Linked DNA regions of Homo sapiens: region 2 is linked to region 1. A link is a loop called in an ENCODE intact Hi-C map of the cell type or tissue named here. Cell type or tissue: ovary. All regions are shown on one strand. Region 1 has its middle 70 kb from the start of GALNT9. Region 2 overlaps ANKLE2 (ankyrin repeat and LEM domain containing 2).

Region 1 (5,000 bases):
ACCTGGGCAGCTGGGGATGGGACCCTCACTGGACATCAGCTCTCCTCAGAGGTCTGCCCCCTCCCACAGTTGGCAGAGCCCTCCATACACCTTTCATCTCCCTGGCCACATATAAGGTCCATGAGAACACAGGTTTTCTGCCTGGGAGGGAGCAGTTGTCCAGGATGGGTTATTAGATGAATGGGTGGGTGGATAAGTGGGTGGGTGGTAGGTGTATAGGTGAATGCCTAGGTGGGTTGATGGATGGGTGGATGGTGGATGAATGGGTGGGTGGGTGGGTGAATGGATGGGTGTGTAGACAGGTGGATGGGTGTGTGGATGGATAGATGGATGGATGGGTGGGTGGATGAATGGGTGAGTGGATAGGTGGGTGGGTAGGTGTATGGGTGAATGGCTAGATGGATAAATGGGTGGATGGATGGTGGATGATGGGCGTGTGGATGGATAGATGGATGGGTGGGTGGGTGGATGAATGGGTGGATGGGGGGATGGTTGGATAGGTGAATGCCTAGATGGGTTGATGGATGGGTGGAGGGTGGATGAGTGGATGTGTGTTTGGATGGGTGGGTAGGTGGGTGGATGAATGGATCGGTTGGTGGATGAATGGGTGGGTGGGTGGGTGAATGGATTGGTTGGTGGATCAATGGGTGGATGGGTGGGTTATTGGATGAATGGGTGGGTGGATAGATGGATGGATGGGTGTGTGGATGAATGGATTGGTTGGTGGATGAATGGGTGGATGGGTGGGTTATTGGATGAATGGGTGGGTGGGTGGGTTATTGGATGAATGGGTGGGTGGGTGGGTTATTGGATGAATGGGTGGGTGGGTGGATAGATGGATGGATGGGTGGGTGGGTGAATGGATTGGTTGGTGGATGAATGGGCGGATGGGTGGCTTATTGGATGGATGGGTGGGTGGGTTATTGGGTGGATAGGTGAATGCCTAGATGGGTTGATGAATGGGTGGATGGTGGATGAGTGGATGTGTGTTTGGATGGGTGGGTGGATGAATGGATCGGTTGGTGGATGAATGGGTGGGTGGGTGAATGGATTGGCTGGTGGATGAATGGGTGGATGGGTGGGTTATTGGATGGATGGGTGGGTGGGTTATTGGATGGATGGGTGGGTGGGTTATTGGATGAATGGGTGGGTGGGTGGATGGGTGGGTGGGTGGATAGGTGAATGCCTAGATAGGTTGATGGATGGGTGGATGGTGATGAGTGGATGTGTGTTTGGATGGGTGGGTGAATGTGTGAGTAGGCAGGTGTATGAGTGGATTGGGACCAGTTTGGCTTGGACAGCCCAGCCTCCTCCTGTAGGGACGGCCCCTCCTCTGGTGGTTATTCGACGTCTTCTCCACCAGTTCGTTCATTCACTTGCTTATTCATTCTTCAAGAGGTGATTGAGTGGCAGCTTCTGGATTTTCAAGATAATGCAACACCCCACCACTCAGGTTCTCCTGCAGGAGGTCCCTCCTGAGAAGGAAGGGTCTGTGTCCCCTGTGAAACTGGGGAGATTTGGGATTTCGGTGGGAGTGAAACTAGACCTTCCAGGTGATGCAGCTTCTGCTTGGGGCTCCTAGAATGCAGCTGCCATTCTGGGATGAAGCCCAAGCAGCCCATGGAGAGGCCCTGGAGAGAAAAGGAGGCCCCGGCCCCCAGCAGGGAGAGAGCCAGGGCCAGCCCTGTTTACAGCAGGGGCCCCAGCAGGGAGACAGCCAGCGCCAGCCCTGTTTACAGCGGGGGTCCCAGCAGGGAGAGAGCCAGGGACAGCCCTGTTTACAGCGGGGGCCCCAGCAGGGAGAGAGCCAGGGACAGCCCTGTTTACAGCGGGGGCCCCAGCAGGGAGAGAGCCAGGGACAGCCCTGTTTACAGCGGGGGCCCCAGCAGGGAGAGAGCCAGGGACAGCCCTGTTTACTGCGGGGGTCCCAGCAGGGAGAGAGCCAGGGCCAGCCCTGTTTACAGCGGCCCCACCCCCACCGGGGCAGAGAGGCCCCTCCCGGCCACGCCCTGCCCAGACTGCAGATCTGTGGACACAGCACAGTGGTCCTCTGGGCTCTACGCTTTGGGTTCTCTGCTACACAGCAGGCTCTGGGCTTCCCACTGCACACCCGACCCATATGTGCCGGGAGCGGGTAGCGGAAAAGATGTCAGGAGCCCGCCGGGGTCTGGGAGAGGCTCAGGGGCCTCTGTGAAGCGTGACTTTGGCAGGGATCCGTAGGTCAGGCAGGGGCTGGCTTGGCTTCCGGGAAGCACCACACGGAGGCCGCGGAACGGCTTGTGCGAGGCCCGAGGCAGGAACACCCAGAGGCCGGGATGCAGCCAGGGCCAGAGGGCCGAGAAGAGAGGGGGATGGGCTTCCTCGCACCCGCCACTGAGCGAAGACCTCCAGGGCTAATTTGCTTTTCCGCTGCCTGGCGTGTGGCACAGCTGGCACTGGGAACCCCTGCTGAGAGCAGCCGTCGCTGGATTGTTAAACTCTGCAATTCTGTCCGTGTGTCTTCATGTTCTCATTCAGGCAAAGAGGGGTTTGGGGTGGGCTCCAACCCTCCCGTCCTGCTCTTTCCTCCAGCGATTTGGATGTGCTTGTCCAGGTTGCACTGGGGCGGGATGGGGGGCGCACGTCTCCCTCCCGCTGGGCTCCCTCGCACCCGGGCGTGGGCAGGCGGCAGTCAGAATATTCAGCGGTCAGGTGGCAGCTCCTCCTGACTCCCAGGCGTCCGGGAGCCCGCGGGTCCGCAGATGGTTCTGAGTGAGCCCGGGTTCCTGGAGACTCAGGCGTTGGAGGGGCTGGAGTCCTGGGGAACGGGCTTCCCGGCCTCTCCGTGGGGTGCCTGGGCGTCACCTCAGAGGGCACTGTGTTCCAGGAGGCCCGGGTAGACGCCACATCGCCCTCCAGACCTGATGTCACTCCCACTGAAGCCCCAAATCCTGTGGGCTTCTCAGGGAGGGGTGAGACCCCATGTCTCCCTGCAGGGAGGGCCTCTTGCAAAAGAACATGAGTGGTGGGGGTGCGTGGGGGCGGGAGCCGGGTGAGGCAGAAGTTCCTTATTTGGTTCCCAGCCTGCCACTCATTGGATGAGCCTCTGGAAAGTTCCCTGGATGCTGCATCCATGTTTCCCCTGATCAGGGTGTGAAGCACCAGGAAGGCCCTGGTGCAGGAGCCAAGCTCGCCGGAGCTGGTGCTGCTGAGCACATGCACTTGGCATCTGCTGGGGGGTGCTCCTCACCCTCCTCCTCACGGGGTCCGGGGGCTGGGCCTGGGGTCTGAGCCTGCGTCGTCCCCTTAGGAGGGCAGCTGGGATGTGGAGGGACGGGATGCGCTCAGCGGGTCAGGGCGGGGCGGGTCTGGCCTGACTTGGCTCCAAGAAGTTGGCGGCAGCTAAGTGTGGGCAGGGGCTGGGCCGGCACGCCTGCTGCCCCCTGACAGACCAGCGCCATACACTGTGAGAAAGAAGCATGAAGACAGCAGAACATCTGAAACCTTCGTGCCGACTCACATCCCCTGTGTTAACGTTTAGCGCATGTTTCTGGAGCGTCTGCTGGGTCCAGGGAACCCTCCAAGCACTTCTCGTGGAGGATCCCTCCCATCCCTGTAGCCGCCTCTGAGGCAGGTCTAGACCCGTCCCCATGGAGGCACCAAGAGGCCAGCAGCCTCACCCCCGGATCACACATCAGTGAGGGCTGGAGCCGGGACCAGGTGGAGGCGGGCGGCCCCACATCTGTGCCATGGATCACAGACTGGGCAGCCTCTGGAGCATTCTACGTGGCCTGGGTGGCTGCGCTGCCGTGGCAGGTGTAGCTGTACAGCAGCAGCGCCGACCGTGGTGGCTGCCAGGGGAGGCAGAACTGCCTGGTGTTCTGAGGTGGTGCTCAAGAACTCAGGTGTTTCCCAACAGCTGTTTCTGCCTTAAGTGGCAAAGTCACAGCTGGGAAACCTCAGTGCACAACACCGGGAGGCCCTGGAGGGACACGGCTGGAGCATGGACGCAGGCCACGGGGACACCGGTGGATGACCCACGCCAGGGTCAAAGGCCACGGGAATACAGGTGAATGACCCACGCCAGGGTCAAAGGCCACGGGAATACAGGTGGATGACCCACGCCAGGGTCAAAGGCCATGGGGACACAGGTGGACGACTCACACCAGGGTCAGAGACCACAGGGACACCAGTGGATGACCCACACCAGGGTGAGAGGCCATGGGGACACTGGTGGATGACCCACGCCGGGGTCAGAGGCCACAGAGAGAGTGCAGGGAAAACAGGAGCAAGAAGAGAAAGTCCCTGGCTGTAAGTGGAGCCCCCTCCCCTGCAGCCCTCAGCCTGGAGCCCTGGCAGCCAGTCACACCTGCCCCAGGCTGAGAAAGGGGGTTCCCATGAGAAACTGAGGGGCCAGGGCAAAGGGCCAAGACTTGCGTCCAGCAGGGTGGGTGCCGCCCTTGCTTGGTGGGTCCCTCTTGCCCACCGTGTAGACAAACGCCCGGAGACACAGGTGAAAGCCCACGAGGGGCCCTGGGGAGGGCGGCTGTGAAGACAAACGCCTGGAGACGCAGGTGAAAATCACCCAGAGACGCAGGTGAAAGCCCAGGAGGGTCCCCGGGGAGGGCGGCTGTGTAGACAAAAGCCCAGAGACGCAGGTGAAAGCCCAGGAGGGGCCCCGGGGAGGGCGGCCGTGTAGACAAATGCTCAGAGATGCAGGTGAAAATCACCCAGAGACGCAGGTGAAAGCCCAGGAGGGGCCCCGGGGAGGGCAGCTGTGTAGACAATCACTCAGAGACACAGGTGAAAGCCCAGGAGGGGCCCCGGGGAGGGCGGCCGTGTAGACAAATGCCCGGAGACACAGGTGAAAGGCCAGGAGGGGCCCCGGGGAGGGTGGCCGTGTAGACAAAAGCCCGGAGACGCAAGTGAAAGCCCAGGAGGGGCCCCGGGGAGGGTGGCCGCGTAGACAAAAGCCTGGAGATGCAGGTGAAAGCCCAGGAGGGGCCCTGGGGAGGGCGGCT
Region 2 (5,000 bases), 350 kb before region 1:
TGCTCTGTCGCCCAGGCTGGAGTGCAGTGGTGCGATCTTGGCTCACTGCAAGCTCCACCTCCCGGGTTCAAGCGATTCTCCTGCCTCAGCCTCCCGAGTAGCTGGGATTACAGGTGCACACTGCCACACCCGGCTAATGTTTGTATTTTTAGCCACCATGTTGGCCAGGCTAGAATTTAAACTTTTTTTATGGAGACAGGGTCTTGCCATGTTGCCAAGGCTGGTTGAATTGCTGGCATCAAGTGATCCTCCCATCTCAGCCTCCCAAAGTGCTGGGATGACAGGCGTGAGCCCCTGCGCCTTTTTGGATCCTGAAACCAGTCTACTTCCCCACCTGAAGCTATACCTACTTCAAGGACTAGGGCATCTGGAGAAGGCGGGCTTATCTGTAGGAGCGGTCCAGCCCGAAGTCTGACCCATGCCCACCTCCCAGCTCAGAACTAGGGTTTTGTGTGAAGAGGCTCTTCACGGTCAGTGTGGGGTAGAACCTCCGCCTTTACCTTTCATCTGGCCTCAGTTCCTGCTCCCTCTCGCAGCTCACAGTTGTCTGGGCTTCCCTGGCGGGCTGGTACTCCAGAGGAATGTTGCCCTCTCCTTCCAGTCATCCGCCTGCCCTCAGTCAGCCTTATACAGGTGCTTCCTGGATGGAAACCAGAGTGGCTTCTAACAGGTACGGATTTCCTTCTTTGCAATTTGTGAGGATTCCTCAGAAGGAAATCACCTTAAGACAGAAATCAGGCCGGGCGAGGTGGCTCACGCCTGTGATCCCAGCACTTTGGGAGGCTGAGGCGGGTGGATCATCTCAGGTCAGGAGTTTGAGACCAGCCTGGCCTACATGGTGAAACCCCGTCTCTATTAAAAATACGAAAATTAGCTGGCCGTGGTGGCAGGTGCCTGTAATCCCAGCTACTTGGGAGGCTGAGGCAGGAGAATTGCTTGAAACTGGAAGGCGGAGGTTGCAGTGAGCTGAGATCGCGCCACTGCACTCCAGCCTGGGCGAAAGAGCAAAACTGCGTCCCCCCCAAAAAAATCAGCTGGGCGTGGTGGCAGGCTCCTTAATCCTGTAATCCTTTGCAGCCACACTGTGCACATCGAAGGTCTTGCGTGATTTCTGGGAGTGTTCCCTTGCCCGCTGCTGCCGTTATTCCTCCTCCACCTACTGACCGAGCTTTCAGAGTTCACTGGCCGGGTGTGGTGACTCGTCCCTGTAATTACAACACTTTTGGGGGCTGAGGCAGAAGGATCCCTTGAAGCCAGGAGTTTGAGACCAGCCTGGGCAACATAGACCTCATCTCTAAAAATACGTGTGTATATATATATATATATATATATGTATATAAGCCAGGCGTGTTGGCATACAACTGTAGTCCCAGCTACTTGAGGGCCTGAGATCACTTGAGCCCAGGAGGTCGAGGCTGCAGTGAGCTATATTCGTGCCACCACACTCCAGCCTGGGTAACAGAGCCAGACCCTGTCTCTGAAAAAACACAAAGTTCACCAAACTTGGCCTCATTCACAGAGCCTTTCCCAGCAAGATTGTGGCAGGGTCTGGCTGCTCTTCCACTTGCTGTGCTCATGGGGGCGCGCTGGCTGCCGTTGTAGGCTGGGGCCCCCAGTGAGATTGTGGCCGGGTCTGGCTGCTCTCCCTCACTTGCTCTGCTGACGGGCACGCTGGCTGCCATTGATTGCGTTGCATGCTGGGGCCGGTGGCCGTGGGCCCTTCTCGTCTTTTCTCACCTGTGCCTCCCAGTTGGCCCAGAAGCCTCTGTGGAAAGCTGCTTATCCCTCATCAGAGGGTGCATGGGTGATGAGTGACTTTTGGTGAAACTGATTGTTCTTAAATTCTGTCTCTTACTGACAGATGGTTTGTGCTTGTCGGAATCAGAAACAGTCAACAAAGAGCGAGCGAACAGTTACAAAAATCCCCGCACGCAGGACCTCACCGCCAAGCTTCGGAAAGCTGTGGAGAAGGGAGAGGAGGACACCTTTTCTGACCTTATCTGGAGCAACCCCCGGTATCTGATAGGCTCAGGAGACAACCCCACTATCGTGCAGGTAGGTCTCGGCGGTTCCCTCGGGCAGGTGTGCGGTCCCGGCCGTTCCATCGCAGCACTCGCACAGGGCGTGTCCACACATCAGATAGGAAGCTCAGAGCATGCGGTTCTCTTTCAGGAAGGGTGCAGGTACAACGTGATGCATGTTGCTGCCAAAGAGAACCAGGCTTCCATCTGCCAGCTGACTCTGGACGTCCTGGAGAACCCTGACTTCATGAGGCTGATGTACCCTGATGACGACGAGGCCATGCTGCAGAAGCGTATCCGTTACGTGGTGGACCTGTACCTCAACACCCCCGACAAGATGGTGCGTGCACACCCTCCACTCACGCTTTCTTTATTTAATTGGTTAAAAGTCTTTCCCCAAAAGAATGCTTTATCGACAAGTTACTCATTAGTATAATAACTTTGGGGAAAAGATACATCAATTACACCCCTGCAACCTGCCTTCTTACCACATCCCACTGGACAAAGGGCACCGAGCGCTGGGGTTCCCTGGCCCCTGCATTGTCGTCGTGTGTGCGATGCTGTCCCCGAGGGTGTCTGAACTGTCTGGGGACACGGTTGTCAGAGGACATTTCCTCTGCCGAACAGGACACCTTGAGCTGAGCAGCACTTCCCCTCCCGGGAGTGGCAGAGCTGTGCACACCACAGGCAGGCCCTCAGTGTCCTACCAAGAGCCACTGAGGCACAGAGCTGCCCCTGCAAACCATGCTGCCTGACACGCAGGGCTGTGGAGAGAGAGAGAGGCTGCCTGACACGCAGGGCTGTGGAGAGAGAGAGAGGCTGCCTGACACGCAGGGCTGTGGAGAGAGAGAGAGGCTGCCTGACACGCAGGGCTGTGGAGAGAGAGAGATGCTGCCTGACACGCAGGGCTGTGGTGTGAGAGAGAGGCTGCCTGACACGCAGGGCTGTGGAGAGAGAGAGGCTGCTGGGGTGCGACTGCTTAGAAACAGGAACGATCTTGGTAGCTCCGGAGAAAAGGTGACAGCAATCCTGGCCGATGCCCATGCCCCACCCTCCACCTGACCTGTGGGGTCATTTCATCTGAAGTGCAGCCAGCAGGCGGGTTGGAGTCACTGATGAGTGCCCCCCGGGCCAGGCCCATGCAAGGCAGCACTGGGAAGCGGGCACAGCTCTTCTAAAGGGTGCTAAAGACAGGCTTTTCCTTCTCTTAGCCCCTCCCACCCCTGGGAGCCCAAAAGTCCTTCAGGGCAGAGTAGGGAGCCAGGGGAGCTGCCCTGCTTGAGAAGAGAAGCAAGTTTTATACACTGGGATGGAGCGTGTTAGTGAAACCAACACCCCAACTGGAACAGGCAGTCACACAGGCCAGGTGTAAAATCCCACACAGTACTCACAGCCATTGAGCAACCCTCATTTATATGTTTATGATAAATAAAGCATGAGGTAATGTGAGGCTTGAATTTCAGCTTGAGTCCAAAGAAATAATATTCTCTCACTAGGAGGCTAAAGCTGCTTTGCCTAATTTCGATTTTTGAAAAGTCCACTGCATTAAAAAAAAATAATGAATTTGCTTTTCATTAAAGCTAGATTAGTACAACAATTGGGCAGTTGTTGATATTCAGTTTACTTTCTGTGGGCAGGAAATGGACACTTCTTGTTTAGCATTTCAAGATAAAAACTCATGGAACAGGTAGGGCTTTCTGGGTGATTGCATTCCTTCTGTGAGTTAGGGAAGGAGGAGGTCAAAAATGCCACTTATGCGTAGGACTCTTCAATGCTTCAACATTCTGATGGGCTAACCTGATTCTTTTTTTTTTTTTTTTTTTGAGACAGAGTCTTGCTCTGTCTCCCAGGTGGGAGTGCAGTGGCACAATCTCGGCTCACTGCAAGCTCCTCCTCCTGGGTTCAACTGATTCTCCTGCCTCAGCCTCCCGAGTAGCTGGGACTACAGGCACCCGCCACCATGCCTGGCTAATTTTTTTGTATTTTTAGTAGAGATGGGGTTTCACCGTGTTAGCCAGGATGGTCTCCATCTCCTGACCTCGTGATCGGCCCGCCTTGGCCTCCCAGAGTGCTGGGATTACGGGCGTGAGCCACCGTGCCTGGCCACTAACGTGATTCTTAAAGGGAGCCTGGGCTTTGGCTCAGTATTTCAAATCCTCCGCCCTGTCCACTTCCTGTACCCCTAGGAAGGACAGCACAGTTATCTGTTTCACCTACAAACTTTAGTATATAACTATGTACACAACTGTTGAAATTCATGTGGATGCGGTAGCCACGTCTCCTTGTGGATGGGCAGGACTATTCTCAAAGCCGGCTCTGCGTGTGCGTCCTGGCTGGCCGCTTTGTTGCTCAGAGCTCCGGCTGTGATGCTGAGGGTGTGTGTGTGTGCTCTGCAGCTGAGCGTAAGCGACCACAGGCTTAGAGAGGTGCGGGATCCGACGGGCTCGTCGCCCCTCCCTGCTGAGGAAGGGAGATTGTCCTTGCTGTTCTCTGTCACCCACGACCTTAGACTTCATGGGCCCAACTTGGTCTTCAAACGACTTGAAAGTTGCAAATTTCCTTACGTCTCCGAGCTTCCTACTGATGGCAGAGCCCACCATGGACAGGGCCGCTGAGGTCTCTGTCTTGGTTGAGGTCTTCTGTCTTGCTGTGGGAGCATTTCCTGAGTCTTGCAGAGATCCGGGTGGGCCACTTTCTCATTCCACTTCCACATTTCTCAGAAGTCTTCACATAGGCGTTAGAGAGGGTTCCGTTTCAGCCTCCAAGGCAGAGAGGCCCAGCCTCCTCTCAAGCTCTCCACAGTCCCCCTCCTTGGCTGCCAGCACTGGTGTAGAGTGACAGTTTCCTCATCCGTCTTGGTAGCTGGGCCCTGAGCTCTTCCTCCTCAGCCTCTGTCAGACCCTCAACAGCAGTAGCCTGGGCAGCCCCACCTGTGTCAACAGGGACATTGGTCATGGAGTTGGACGGCAGGCCTTTGTG

The links. A loop is a pair of places that touch in the nucleus more often than their neighbours do. Peaks named below come from ENCODE experiments on the same cell type or tissue, not always from the same donor. Only the 100,000 strongest peaks of a DNase experiment are listed, where the experiment ranks them.
Region 2: it touches region 1 in a loop (6-fold over the local background); 1 of 110 quality-filtered maps calls a loop at or near these places.

What each region holds. Positions count from the first base shown.
Region 1 is chr12:132,397,555-132,402,554 of GRCh38, reverse strand. No RefSeq gene overlaps it. Among named protein-coding and RNA genes, the nearest start is that of GALNT9, 70 kb to the right of the region's middle. In ovary, no CTCF peak of the experiment used is centred here; DNase peaks (open chromatin) are centred at 2,285, 2,504 and 3,764.
Region 2 is chr12:132,745,193-132,750,192 of GRCh38, reverse strand. It overlaps ANKLE2 (ankyrin repeat and LEM domain containing 2), which reads left to right. Exons shown (of 13, transcript NM_015114.3): 4 at 1,862-2,055; 5 at 2,173-2,361. It also overlaps the pseudogene LOC100419935. Among named protein-coding and RNA genes, the nearest start is that of ANKLE2, 14 kb to the left of the region's middle. In ovary, no CTCF peak of the experiment used is centred here; no DNase peak of the experiment used is centred here.